Regions from separate parts of the Homo sapiens genome. Here all the other regions are linked to region 2. Evidence: chromatin contacts called from ENCODE Hi-C or POLR2A ChIA-PET data. All regions are on one chromosome and are shown on one strand. The core of a region is the stretch at or near the end of the contact, and the rest is flanking DNA. Distances in the headings are between cores, read along the strand shown. Region 1 holds the start of NUDT19 (nudix hydrolase 19). Region 2 holds the start of LSM14A (LSM14A mRNA processing body assembly factor). Region 3 holds the start of RHPN2 (rhophilin Rho GTPase binding protein 2). Region 4 holds the start of PDCD5 (programmed cell death 5).

Evidence for each region. Hi-C counts contacts between places; a loop is a spot of excess contacts on that map. ChIA-PET counts read pairs that join two places held with the same protein, here RNA polymerase II (POLR2A). Pooled maps may share reads with other maps.
Region 1: a loop to region 2 is called in a pooled map, with 25 times the contacts of the local background. The contact joins the promoter of NUDT19 here to the promoter of LSM14A in region 2. A Hi-C loop is called at or near these places in 3 of 37 single-sample maps with no recorded cell type and 11 of 50 pooled maps. POLR2A ChIA-PET finds 5 or more read pairs at or near these places in 1 of 52 experiments (naive thymus-derived CD4-positive, alpha-beta T cell).
Region 3: a loop to region 2 is called in a pooled map, with 4 times the contacts of the local background. The contact joins the promoter of RHPN2 here to the promoter of LSM14A in region 2. A Hi-C loop is called at or near these places in 2 of 50 pooled maps. POLR2A ChIA-PET finds 5 or more read pairs at or near these places in 2 of 52 experiments (H1 and HEK293).
Region 4: a pooled map shows a loop between it and region 2 (16-fold over the local background). The contact joins the promoter of PDCD5 here to the promoter of LSM14A in region 2. A Hi-C loop is called at or near these places in 2 of 37 single-sample maps with no recorded cell type and 10 of 50 pooled maps.

Annotation. Positions count from the first base shown.
Region 1 is chr19:32,690,242-32,693,329 of GRCh38, reverse strand. It overlaps NUDT19 (nudix hydrolase 19), which reads right to left and starts at 1,509. Exons shown (of 3, transcript NM_001105570.2): 1 at 656-1,509. The coding sequence starts at 1,369. NUDT19-DT (NUDT19 divergent transcript) reads left to right here and starts at 1,034. Exons shown (of 2, transcript NR_186320.1): 1 at 1,034-1,967. It overlaps LOC124904690 (a long non-coding RNA gene), which reads left to right. Exons shown (of 2, transcript XR_007067226.1): 2 at 1-365. RefSeq lists a silencer at 1,137-1,546.
Region 2 is chr19:34,170,639-34,174,082 of GRCh38, reverse strand. LSM14A (LSM14A mRNA processing body assembly factor) reads right to left here and starts at 1,579. Exons shown (of 10, transcript NM_015578.4): 1 at 1,320-1,579. The coding sequence starts at 1,440.
Region 3 is chr19:33,062,954-33,066,157 of GRCh38, reverse strand. It overlaps RHPN2 (rhophilin Rho GTPase binding protein 2), which reads left to right and starts at 1,270. Exons shown (of 15, transcript NM_033103.5): 1 at 1,270-1,374. The coding sequence starts at 1,306. RefSeq lists enhancers at 236-735, 1,948-2,576 and silencers at 883-1,382, 1,443-1,662.
Region 4 is chr19:32,579,496-32,582,922 of GRCh38, reverse strand. PDCD5 (programmed cell death 5) reads right to left here and starts at 1,733. Exons shown (of 6, transcript NM_004708.4): 1 at 1,596-1,733; 2 at 691-728. The coding sequence starts at 1,661. RefSeq lists silencers at 1,732-1,908, 1,254-1,983 and an enhancer at 2,194-2,283.

The sequences.
Region 1 (3,088 bases), core at 260-2,759, 1.5 Mb after region 2:
TAAGAGCTGTAACACTCACTGCGAAGGTCTGCGGCTTCAATCCTGAAGTCAGCGAGACCACGAACCTACCAGAAGGAAGAAACTCCAGACACATCTGAACATCTGAAGGAAGAAACTGGACACACCATCTTTAAGAACTGTAACACTCACTTCGAGGGTCCGCGGCTTTATTCTTAAAGTCAGCGAGACCAAGAACCCACTGGAAGGAACCAATTCTGGACACACCAGGAGCTGGAGACGAGCCTGGGTGTGCAACACAGAGAGACAAGACCCCCATCTGTACCAAAAATAAATAAAAATAGGAAGACTGGATCATATTAAGTCTGTTCTCCAAGAAAACCAAATTAAACGGCTGTGGAGATGTACTATGTCTACACATGTACAAGTGCTTACACAGTGGCCACGCTGGAGGAACCACGTGGAGAGACAGGCTCCAGGCCTTGAGACCCCAAAGCCTAGGAAAGCAGAGAGCACTTCACCAAGAGCATGGCTTTGGTCTACAGGGGTGAGAGTTTCCAGCCCGTCTAAGCGTTCCTTGCTGCTTAATCTCTCTGGGCTTGGCCTATGCGGGGGTCCCTTGGGGGCCTGGGCCGCTGGGAGGGGTCCTCCCTCTCACGTCCTGGCGGTCCGCAGCAAGGCCCTGAGCAGGCCTTACCTGGTAGCCCACCACCTCCGCCAAGTCGGGGTAGACGGGCGGCGGCTCGCGCAGGCAGCACAGGAAGAAGGCCGTGTCAAAGCGGCGAGTGGTGCCCCGCAAGAAAGGGGTGAGCCAGGCGCTCCAGTTGTGCAGCGCCCAGATGTCGGGTGTGCAGTCGAGGTGGGCGCACAGCCGCAGGAAGTGGCGCGGGTCCTGGCGCACGCGGTCGCGCCAGGAGGCCAGGCCCGGCGGTGGCTCCAGGGCGAGGCCAGGCCCGGGTGCTGGGCCTGGTGGGGAAGTCCTGGGCCGCAGCAGCAGCACGCCCGCCTCCTCAAAGGCCTCCCGCACGGCGCAGATGCGGAAGGCTACGTCCTCAGGCAGCGTCCCAGTGTTGTCGGTCTTGTGGTCATCGGTGTCGGGCAGCGACGGGAAAGCGGTGCGGCTGAATGGCGCCGGGCCCAGGCCGAAGCGCGGCGGCCCGTGGTGCGGCGCGAAGAGGCCCAGCCAGTCCGCCGAGCGGTCGGCCGCATCCAGCACTCCGCCGGAGAAGACGTGCGCGCCCGGCATGAAGCCTTGGTGCGGGGAGCGCTGCAGCAGCAGCAGCCGGAAGCCCTCGGCCGGCGGCGGGCGCGACGGCGGGGTGGCGGTCTCCGGGCGCGACCAGCCAGCCGCCAGGACGATGCTGGCCGCCCGCCGCCAGCGGCTGGGGCCCGGCCGCAGGGAGCTGCTCATGGCGCGCAGCTTCCCGGATCCGATTCTGGCGCGGCCTGAGCTCCACGGCAGGTGGCCCGGCCCTGCAGGGACCCCAGCACCTCCGGGGGCCTCGCGGGAATTGAGGACGAGCCTCTGGCGTTGGGTGAACCTGGGCGTTTGGTCGGCAACGGCGCCTGCCTGTGGGAGGGGCACCCGAGCAGGGACCGCCTCGAGTGCACTGGGGCCCAGCTAGGGCACTCTCGCGGGACAATGGGTGTCACGGCAGCCAGCGACCGTTTGTCATTCACAGCTGCCTGAAAGGAGGACCGCAGTATTCCCACGCAGGAAGCTTGGACCAAAAGCAGGAATGCTTAAGGGCGCATATGACTTGCCATGGTAAAAAACAGGATGCCAACCCAGGCCTGATGACATCCACCTCACTAAAAGCTAAGGACTAGGACTTTCTGCTTTAAACAAGGACCCACATGTGGGTGTTTTCTGTGGGAGAGGGAGAGAGGACATTCGAAGGGCAGAAGTCTGACCTTTGCAAGCACACGTGAACCACACCAATGAGAAATGAATGGACGAGCCAGATGCCAATTTATAAATTTCCTACTGCACACCTTGAATGTGAAAGGTACTCCCAGAGTAATTTCTCTCGTGTTCTGGTTACCTTTTATTGTCAGGGCGCCTGGGGACGGCCTTAGGTGTCTTAGGACATTTGACGAGTTCCACTTTGATGGGAGATGTTTAATCTGGGCCTCCACATGGAGATTTCTCTCCACCTTGTTAGTGTCTAGAAGACTTCCACCTCCAATAGCAGGATTATGATCTTTTGAAAAGCCTGTGTAAATTTGAGTCTTTTCTTTTATAACTCCTTATCAGTCACCGACAGCTTTTCCCATAATTGCTATTATAATTGGATCACACATTTGTTATGTTTTTGGATGAAATACACTATACCCCTGCCGACCCTCACAAACCATCATTTTAATGTGGGTTATTTCCTGGGTAGAATCCACAGATGACATTGTCAATATTTAGGGGTTTTGTTTGTTTTTTTGTTTGAAGAGACCTGGTCTCTGGCCAGGCGCTGTGGCTTACACCTGTAATCCCAGCACTTTGGGAGGCCGAGGTGGTCGGATCACCTGAGGCCAGGACTTCAAGACCAGCATGGCCAACATGGCAAAACCCCGCCTCTACTAAAAATACAAAAATTAGCTGGGTGTGGCGGCCCGCGCCTATAGTTGCAGCTACTCAGGAGGCTGAGGCAGGAGAATCACTTGAATCTGGGTGGAGGTTGCTGTGAGCCAAGATCCTGCCACTGCATTCCGGCATGGGTGACAGAGCGAGACTCTGTCTCAAAAAAATAAATAAATAAATAAAATAAAAATACAGAGCAATGGAGAGAAAGGCACTCAGGTGATTAAAGTAACATGTCTTCAATACTAGGAGTAATAATAATCCTAGGGGATAATAATATTAGTAGTTACTGGGTACAGTGTGTGAGGCACTAGGAACTTTATTAGTATTAGTTGTGTAATTCTTACAAAACCCCATGAAGTGGAAACAGTTACCACTATTTTACAGATGACTAACCATTTATGGAGGGATTAAGGGTCTTAAGAACATACTACTCCCTTTGCTGTAAAATAACACCGTGGTTTTGTAGGTGAATGTGTGTGTTTCAACATCAGCTGGTTTTCACAGAAGCTGGTTACTCATGAGTGAGATGACCAAGTCCTGGTCCTGGGTGCA
Region 2 (3,444 bases), core at 330-2,829:
AGCTACTTGGGAGGCTGAGGCAGGAGAATCACTTGAACCCGGGAGGCGGACGTTGCAGTGAGCCGAAATCATTGCCTTTGCACTCCAGCCTGAGCAAAAAGAGCTAAACTCCATCTTAGAAAAATAAATAAATAAATAAATAAATAAAGGATTTACCAGAGCATCCAAGAAATATTATTAAATACTTGATCCCGTGAAACCACTCCCCTATCTGTTAACGATTTTTAAAATTTTACAGATTTCGAAAATCTTCTTCTTTATCCTTGGACCTAACCTATCCACAGGGTCCCTAACCATGCTATGCAGTTCCCACCTCTACCAGAAGTGCTGGGAAAATCACCTAGGTTATCTAGCTTCCCTCAAAGTATTTTACACTGTTGTGAGATTTCCTTTAAGATTCAGGAGCTAAAGTTTATTTTCTTTCTGGTTTCCTGGCGGAGCAAAGGCCCTGCACGTGTGAACGGAAACAAAACCCACACAGACTCTAGGGATGCCAAATATTAACACTGTGGGTAGGGGCACCTTCCTTCTCGGCCGAATTCCCTTTCCCAGAGAGCCTCCAGAGGGATCAGTCAACGCCCACTGAGCCTGGATCAAAGGTCAAGCTTGCCTGGTCAAGAAGGATCCTGGATCAAGCTTGAACCCGTTTCCAGAAACAGGGGCGTCGGGGCAGCAGCAAGCATTTTTACCACGCGCCCTAATGAGGTGGTTGCACAACAGGCTTTGAGGATTCCGGTTTAACAGGTAAATACCAACAGAGGATGAGCCGAGGGAGATGGGATCTGCTCCACGGCATCGATGGCATTTCGAGAATGTCTGCGTCGCAGAGCAAACCCAAAGTTTTAGCACATTACTCAAGAGTTCACCAGAGGAAGATCGCCACGAATTGAAATGAACAAAGTGAGAAAATGGGTGCTGTGTAGTCAACGCATCCGCGATGAACTCAAGCTGGGCGGAAAAATTCTTTGAATACTCCGGCTTTGTTTTGTGCTAAGACGGCAGAAGCCCCGAATTTCGGAGTTGGAAGACGCGTTTCTCCGTGTTCTCCGGCCCGTTCTCGGACTTCAGGGCCGCCCGCCGCGCACTCAGTCCCGTAGTTCCCCGGGCTTCAGGCGCGGACATTCCGGGGGGCGGAAACCAGGGAGCCGCGGGGAGGCCGCGGTCCGGCCCGCGACGCCGGGGCCCGGAGAAGGGAGGCGAGAGGCCTCCCGGAGCTCGACGGAGGGAGGGGAGGGAACGAGGAGGCCGCGGGCCGGAGCGGGGAGCAGCCCCGAGCGGCGCCCGGCTCGGCCCCCACCCTGAGGCCCGGTCCCGCGTACCTTTGGCAAGGGCTACGGTGGAGTTTTCGGTGTCGATGGTGTAGAGGATGCCCTCGTAGCGGATCTCCGCCTTGGAGATGAGGCTGATCTTGCTGCCGATGTAAGGGGTGCCCCCGCTCATGGCGCCGCCGCCGCCGCTCCCAGCTGCTCGCAGAGAGGCAGATCCCACGCCACTGTCGCCCGCTCCGCACGCCCGCTCGCTCCGTCGGCGCCTACAGCAGCCGCTTCAGACCCAACATGGCGGCGGCGCCGGCTCCGCTACCCTCCCCCAGCCTCCCGCCCTCAAGCCGCGGCGCGGCGGCGGCGGCGGCGGCGGCAGCGGCGGCGGCGCGGGGCATGCTGGGAGGGCGAGGCCGCGCTCTCGCGAGACTTGGCCGGCTACTGGTGGCTCCCGGCTCATTCGTGGCCTCGGGAGTCCCGGCAGCGCTTGTTGGCCTGGACTACGGTGGTGGTCTTGGGGCCGCGTGAGAGGAACTTCGGGGACCGGCTGAGTGCCTCGTGGCACCCGCTTGCTGCGGGCTGGAGAGGAGGCGCGCGGCCTTCCTTTTGACTCAGGCCGTGGCCGCCTTGTCGTGGGTCCTGTGTCTTTGCCGACGCGGGGCCCTCGGCCTGGAGCGCTGCCCACCCGCCTCCGAGCTGTGGCGAGCCGCTGCTCATCCTTCTAAGACGCTGAACCTGCACCTCGTGGAGCTCCTACGGCTCCATTACCGCAGTCATCGCCCGGGGAGCTTCCCCCGAGGCTGCCCCTGGAGCTGGGGCTCTCACAAGGACTCAAGTGTTTCAGCCCCTTCCTGTCCCGCTCATTCAGCCGGTCTGAACCAGTTTCATGGCTTGCAACGCCATTGTAACTCACTAATCCCAATTATCAGTATGTAGCTTGGATCAATTCCGTGAACCAGGGTTTCTGTCGAATCTCAAACGTTAAGGGTCCAAAGCCATGCTCCCTGTTTCCCCTCTAACCTGCTCCTTCACCACCGTTCCCTATTTGATGTAAACGGTACCATTTTTACTCAGCTGCTCAGACTAAAAGCCGTGAGTCAGCCTTGCCCTGTCTTGCTTCCACATCTGTTCTGACTACACCTCTCCGTTATGTATACACAATATATCCTAAATCTGACTTCTCATCTCCATTCCTACACTTCTCCCACAAGCCACGATTACTCGGGCTGAATTATTGCAGTAGCCTTCTAAAAGTTGCCTCTGTGTCAACTCTTGCCCCCAGTACTTTATTCTCAATACAGCAGCCAGAGAGATCTTCTTAAAATCTAACTCAGGGCTGGGCGCAGTGGCTCACGCCTGTACTCCCAGTACTTTGGGGGCCCGAGGCGGGCGCATCACCGGTCAGGAGTTCGAGACCAGCCTGGCCAACATGGTGAAACCCCGTCTCTACTAAAAATATAAAAAAATTAGCCAGGCGTGGTGGCGCGCGCCTATAGTCTCAGCTACTTGGGAGGCTGAGGCAGGAGAATTGCTTGAACCCAGGAGGCGGAGGTTGTGGTGAGCCGAGATTGTGCCACTGCACTCCAGCCTGGGCGACAGAGCGAGACTCCGTCTCAAAAAAAAAAAAAAAAATCTAACTCAGATCATGTCCTTCCTCTACTCACTCTACTGATCCCATGTTACACAGAGAGAAAACCAGACTTTGGTGTCTAAGGATATACATGATTTAGCTTCTCGTTCTGTTCCAGTCGCGTCTAATTCAACCAGTACTTGAGCACTTTATTCCAGTCTCTGCTCAAGCATCACCTCCAGAGATGACGTCCCTGACAGCCTTGTTTAAAATAATACCACTCATCTCCTTAACTCAGCTTGTATTTTCTTTATAGCATGTATCTCTCTCAAGTATGTCTGTTTAATTATTTGTATGTATCTGTCTCCTTCACTAGAATGTAAACATTTTGAGATAGTGATGTTGTTTTGGTTGCTGCCGTATCATCAGGGGCCTAGTAACAGCACGTGGCTCAGGGCAGCTGCTCAGTTAATATTTGCTGCATGAATGAACAGCAGGATGAAGGCAGAGCACAGGCAGGACGGTGAGCTGAGTGAGCAAATGGCGAGAAGCCTGGCATCATAAGAGAGGGACACAGGAGAGAGACAGAGCTCTGATGGGGCTGGTGCACAGTGG
Region 3 (3,204 bases), core at 21-2,520, 1.1 Mb after region 2:
GCCTGGGCGACAGAGCGAGACGAGTGAGGATCACTTAAGGTCGGGAGTTCGAGGCCAGCCTTGATATCATGGTGAGACCCCGCATCTATTTAAAAACAAAACAAAACAAAACAAAACAAAAGCTGTAATCCCAGCACTTTGGGAGGCAGGCCGAGGTGGGCAGATCACAAGGTCAGGAGTTCAAGACAAGCCTAGCCAACAAGGTGAAACTGTCTCTACTGAAGATTAGCTGGGTGTGGTGGTGGACGCCTGTAGTCTCAGCTACTCGGGAGGCTGAGGCAGGAGAATCGCTTGAACCCGGGAGGCGGAAGTTGCAGTGAGCCGAGATCGCGCCATTGCACTCCAGCCTGGGCGACAGGGCGAGACTCCGTCTCAAATAAAAAAATAAAAAAAATAAATAAAAAGGCCGGGCGCGTTGGCCCGCGCCTGCAGCCCCTGCTACTTGGGAGGCTGAGGCTGGAGCATCGCTTGATCCTGGGAGGTCGAGGCTGCAAAGAGTCGAGATCGCAACACTGCTCTCCAGCCTGGGCGACAGAGCGAGGTCCCATCTCTTAAAAAAAAGAACTGTGCTCAAGGACATCTGCCGTGTCTGGGGCGCAAAACCCCTCCTGGTCCCCTCTCTCAGGGCAGTCCGCGAGCCCAGCGGATCCCACTCGTCTTTGCAGCGCGGACAGGGAATCGGCTGAGTTGATCCCATGCCAACAAGCCCGAGTAGTCCGGGCAAGGCGCTCGGCGGGGCAGTCAACGCTCCCTCCGCCATGGGCTCCCCTCTTGGGAAAAGCTTTTCCAAACCGCCGGGCCCAGGGCCCAGAGCTCCCGCCGCGCCCTCGACGTGGCGTCGAGTCTGGCCCCTTCCCCCGCGGCGCACGGGCTTCACCCAGGAGGGACGCGCCTGGATCCACGCCTTCCTCACTGACTCCCCGGGCTCCAGGGCAGGGTGCAGGTCCACAGCCAGGGCTTCGCTGCGGCCCCTGAGACCCCAGTGCCTTTCCTGCGCTCTCGCGGCACTCGCAAAGTTGAGTCAGCCACGACGCCCACAGACAACCCCGAGGCGCCGCGCCCAGGGCGCAGCTCTCCGGGTGACGAGCGCCTCAAGGGGCGCGGGTTCGGGGCCCGCGACGGGGCGGGGCGCGTCTCCAGGGCTCCAGTGCTCGGCCTCAGGCGGGGCTAGAAGGGCCGCGGGACGGGGTGGGAGTGGAGGGGCGGGGAAGGGCGGGGACAGGGGCGGGGCCGCACGTCCTCTCGGGCCAGCCTCAGCCGCCGCGCCTCAGTCCGCCGTCCGCCCTCCGCGCCCGCGCCGCTAGCATGACCGACGCGCTGTTGCCCGCGGCCCCCCAGCCGCTGGAGAAGGAGAACGACGGCTACTTTCGGAAGGTGGGCGGCTTCGGGCGGGCGGGCGGGGACCTGCGGGCTCCAGACCTCCTTTCCCCCGGGCCCTGCAGGGGCCGTGGGAGCGCGCAGTCGGGGTCCACTAGGCCGGGAGGGGGAGGGGGCGCACTGGGCCGGCGCTGGCCGGACGGAGGCTGGCGGGGAGGAGTGGGGGCGGCGATGTCCCCGGCGTCCCGGGCAGGTGGCATCCGGGACTGGGCGGGGAGTAGGGGAGGCGCATGTGGCCGCTCCGCGCAGGTGCGGGCGGAGGACCTGGAGGGGTGCTTGGGTCTCCCCCCTCCCACCCCCCGCCACCCCTCGCTTGCGATCCCTGGTGCCTGGGGAAAGGACCCGTTCCTGGCTGCGCTGGCGCCCTTGGCCTCTGGGCGCGTTGCAAGAGCGCTTGGTGGGAGCGCGGGTGGAGACAGACCATCCCAGGCGTGTTGGCGGTCTCATATTTATTTTAGGCGCTCTGTCGCCCAGGCTGGAGTAGAGTGGCGCGATTATAGCTCACTGCAGCCTCGACTTCCTGGCCTCCAGCGATCCTCCCGCCCCAGCCTCCCGAGTAACTGGGACTGCAGGCGCGCCACCTCGCCACGCTAATTTTTTGTAGAACTGGGGTATCGCTGTGTTGCCCAGACTGGTCGCGAACTCTTGGGCTCAAGGGATCCTCCCGCCCCGGTCTCTCAAAGTGCTGGGATTACAGGCGTGAGCCACTGCGCCCGGCCGGCGGTCTCTTTTTGCCTCCAAAATGCTTCCAAAGTCCGCCTGTGGGACTTTTCAGGGAGCAGGGGAGAGCTGCTGGTGGGAGGGAGCCTCCGGCGTTGCACCCTCCTCCGCTCCGGGTCGTCCAGGAGGGCGTGAGCACCGCAGGTGAGGCCCACGGTCTTGTGCGTCTCACTGTGTGCCAAAGCGGATTTGTCTTGTTGTCCGGGAGACTTGGCGGGGGCTGGCGGCGGGCGGCGGGCGGCGGGCGGCGGGTGGCGGGTGCCGGCCTCGCAGGTTCTTGGCATGTCCAGGAGCTCTTGGGCCCAGAAGATAACAGTCAGGGAGCTCAGTCCCTCAAAAGCGACCCCAGCCTGTGGAGCAGGGGCCCTGGGATACCCGCAGGCGGCAGGGCCTGGGCTACAAAGATGCTTTGGAGCCGGGAGTCATGGTGATGCCTTCCAAGCCTTCCTCCCTCTAGGTCCTGAGCAAGTCTAAAAATAGCTTTTGGCCCTTGGCCAGGGATCACTGAGAGGGTGGAGAGATTGTTGTTGATTTTCGTTTTTATAATAGATACGACAGTGCATAATTATAAATAGGGAAGTGAAACTTTCCCATAAACGAATCAATTCTTAATTGTTCAAAGCCTTAGGATCCAGTTCTTAAATGGTCTTGGCATCTTCCTCCTTCTCCCAGGTGACACAGAGAGACTGTGGGCTTTGCTCACTGGTGAGGAGCCCTGGGCAGGACAGTGTGGGGCAGAGTGGGAAAACTTCTTTTTTGTGAAGTTGCTTTTAGCATTAAAAAAAAAAAAAGTAGTTTTGAGGTATATTTAAGTTTAAAGATGTCATCATGGAATTACAGGATTATAACTTCTAATTATGTGTGGCGTTTGGGACAGAGGATCACAGGCCATGGAATTGCAGGAGGAGGCCTGGCCTGGGAATTCCTATGTCTGTCCTCGGGCCCCGGGGCCTGACTGCCACTCCCACAAAATTGCTGTGTGGCCTCCCGCAAGTTGCTGCCTCTTTCTGGGACATTTCCTCCCCAGATTGTTCTCTGAGCAGGTGTAGCTCTGGAACTCCAGCAGCACCTGGGGGAAAATGGCAGCAAGAGAAGCACACCTGTGAG
Region 4 (3,427 bases), core at 484-2,983, 1.6 Mb after region 2:
CCTCCCTTCCTATTTCTGTAGACCCAGCACAGTGCCTGACCCAGAGCAGGTGCTCTATAAATATTTGCTGGAGAGGAGGAGTAAGAAGGTGAGGAAGGGGAAATAGAGAATTGTCCAGTAGCTAAAGGTTTCAGTCTTGCAAGATGAAAACATTCTAGAGTGTGAACACTACTGAAGAGCACACTTAAAAATGGTTGTGATGGTGAAATTTTATTTAACCACAATTTTTAAAAAATGATAGCATGATAGGGTAATCACATACTCATTCAATAAACCTGCCACCGAATCAATTACCTGCATCTGTCTCAGGTGCTGTGCGCTGTGTTGGGATAAAACAATCAGAATAGCTTACCAGTTAACACTTATTGAGCACTTACTAAGTGAGGCACCGGACTCACGTCACCCCCACAGCCGAGGAAACTGCCACAGCTGCCTATTATCAGGCTCATTTTTAAGGTACTCACATTGTAGCAGAGAAACATCAACCAGTAATTGCAATACAAGGTCTGATGTGGAGCTGCACACGTGTTTATTTAACAATAATGAAGATACCCTGCGGATGATTTTGGCCAAATCACCATTCCAGCAAAACAAAAAAATCTGAGTCACACACCTGCTTAAAATAACTACAGCAAAAGAAATCCATTTGGTGAAACCACCCTTCAAAAAGTTCACGTTTCCAGCCCATACCTGTGCTTTGCTTCCTGTTGGGCCGCATCACCAGGATCCTGGAAAAAAAAAACTTAAATTTAATAGAGAAATTTCACGGGAGGCGGCGGGAAAAAGGAACGGTTCTGTTGTTTCCTATACATAACAGTCTCTTGCGGTGGTAGAAACAACTCCCCAAATAAGAAACTGGGCCTCACAGAAATCAATGAACTAGTTCCCACTTACAACGTTTTGATGAACGTCTAAAACCACAACCTCAGAAGGCTTTGGAATACAGAGCACCCTGGGGAGGGGAATCCCTGTATTACGAAACCGTGTTTCACATGTAGGAATAATTTCTGGAAAATAAAACGGGCCTCGGTATTAGGGACAACGATAACTCAAAGACTGCGCCCTCCGTCCCTAAGGTCCCGGTCCCTTATCAGAAACGCCTCTCCGGGCGTGTGATCCATCCAAGCTTCCCAGGCGGCCCCTCCCTGTCATCCCGGCGGGGCAAGCGTTCCTCCGACCCTGCCGCGCTCTCAGCACCGGGAACACAGCGGACCCTCAATACCTGTCGGCTAAACTTGGGTCATAACAACTGAACTCCGGAAAAACTGAATTCGGTCCGGCTGCTGGCTCCAAAAGCTGAGATTGTGCTTGGATCCAGGCCCGCCAGGACGAGCCCGCTCCAGGCTAGGGGACCCCACACCCCAACGCCAGGGCAGGTCCCGCACGTGGCGGCCCCCGCCGCCAGCCTCCTGGGCCCCTCGCGACGAGGAAAGCGACGAGGCCACCTCTGAGCCGGCCACGAGGCCGCCAGGGCAGCGCAGGGGACCGGGGCCCCGGGGAGGCGCCCAGAGCCTCCGCCCCGGAGGCGCGCCCTACACTCCGGGCGAGGGCGGCGCCCCGCGAGGGCCAAGCCTGGCGGGGGCTGATGCGCTCACCCCGTGTTTGGCCTGCAGCTCGGCCAGCCTCTGTCTCCTCAGCGCCTCAAGCTCCTCGTCCGCCATGGCTCGGCGTCAGCGCTGGAGCAGCCGCGGTCACTCTCGCAGCCCCTCGGCGCGAGCGCGGCCTTGACCACTGCGCAGGCGCTCGCGGGGCCCAGGCGCCACCAATCCAGCCCGGAGCCACGCCCCGCGCCGCTGCCAGGGCGCCGGCAGAGGCCCGATTCCCCGATTTCAGGCGGTCGAGCTTGGGCGCACGGAGGGGCGGGGCCTGGGGCGGGGCCTCCGGGATCCACCTCCCACCCGTGATCGGCGCCTCTGCGTGCAGGGACTTGGGCTGCGCTGGGGCGGGGCTGCGCTTTGGAAAGGTTAAAACCTGAAAGTGTGGCATCAACAAGTATAATAATTATGGGTGCAATGTGCTGGTGACCTAGAGGGTTAGGCGTATATTATCTCTATTTATAGATGAGGAACCAGGGGCGCAGGAAGGCTGAGTGGGGTGATGGAAATGTCCTAAAGCTGGATCGTGGCGGTGGCTGCCCGGCTCCTCGGTGCACACAGAGGCCGGCCGGTGGCTCGCCGCCTGTGGTCCCGACGCTTCGGGAGGCGGTAGGGTCATTTGAGGTCAGGAGTTAGAGACCAGCCTGGGCAATATGGCAAGAGCCTATCTCTACTAAAATTTTAAAAAACTAGTTGGGCGCGGTGATGTGCACCTGTAGTCCCAGCTACTCAGGAGGCTGTGTCAGGAGGATCGCTGGAGCCCGGAAGTTCGAGGCTGCAGTGAGCCTTGATCTCGCCACTGCACTCCAGCCTGGGAGACACAGCCAGACCCTGTCTCTAAAAAAAAAAAAAAAAAAAAAAAAAGTGCACATCTGCCTCCTCGCCATCTGCCTCCTCCACGCACAAAAGGGCTTTTCCTGGGAGGATACTGCAGTGGGCAGCTGTGGCTGGTGTAAACTCTTTGGTGGAACAAATCCCTTCTGCCTTTGACTTGGGGGAATTGGGGGCAGAGAGGATATTCAGCTACCTAAACGTGTGACTCATACAGATTCTGTTTGTTTGTCTGTGTGTGTGTTATTTTATTTTTTACATTAAAAAAATACAGATGGGGTCTCGCTATGTTGCCTAGGCTGGCCTCTATCTCCTGAGCTCAAGCAATCCTTTTGCCTCAGCCTCCCAAACTGCTAACATTACAGGCATGAGCCACCACACCTGGCCTGTGTGTTTTAATTGTGGCAAAATATACACAATACAAAATTTACCATTTTCACCATTTTTAGGTGTACTTTTCAGTGGTATGAAATGCATTATCGTGCAGTTGTCACTCAATCTCAGCTCACTGCAACCTCCACCTCCCGGGTTCAAGCGATTCTCCTGCATCAGTCTCCCAAGTAGCTGGGACCACAGGCGTGCACCACTGTGCCCGGCTAATTTTGTATTTTTTAGTAGAGATGGGGTTTCACCATGTTGGTCAAGCTGGTCTCGAACTTCTGACCTAAAGTGATCCACCTGCCTTGGTCTCCCAAAGTGCTGGGATTACAGGCATGAACCACCTTGTCCACCATCAATCTCTACAACTTTTTTTTTTTATCATCCTGAACTGGAACTCTACCCAGTAAAGATTTAGGTTGGTGTGAGGGGCCTCTAATGGGAATGGGTGGGGGTGGGAGGGGTCTGAGAATAATAATCAGTCTCCACCCATTCTCATTCTAGTTTCTATGAATTTGCCTATTCTGGGTATCTTGTATATGTGGAATCATACAATATTTGTCCTTTTGTGACTGGCTTACTCCACCTAGCATATGTCTTAAAGGTTCATTCATGTTGTAGCA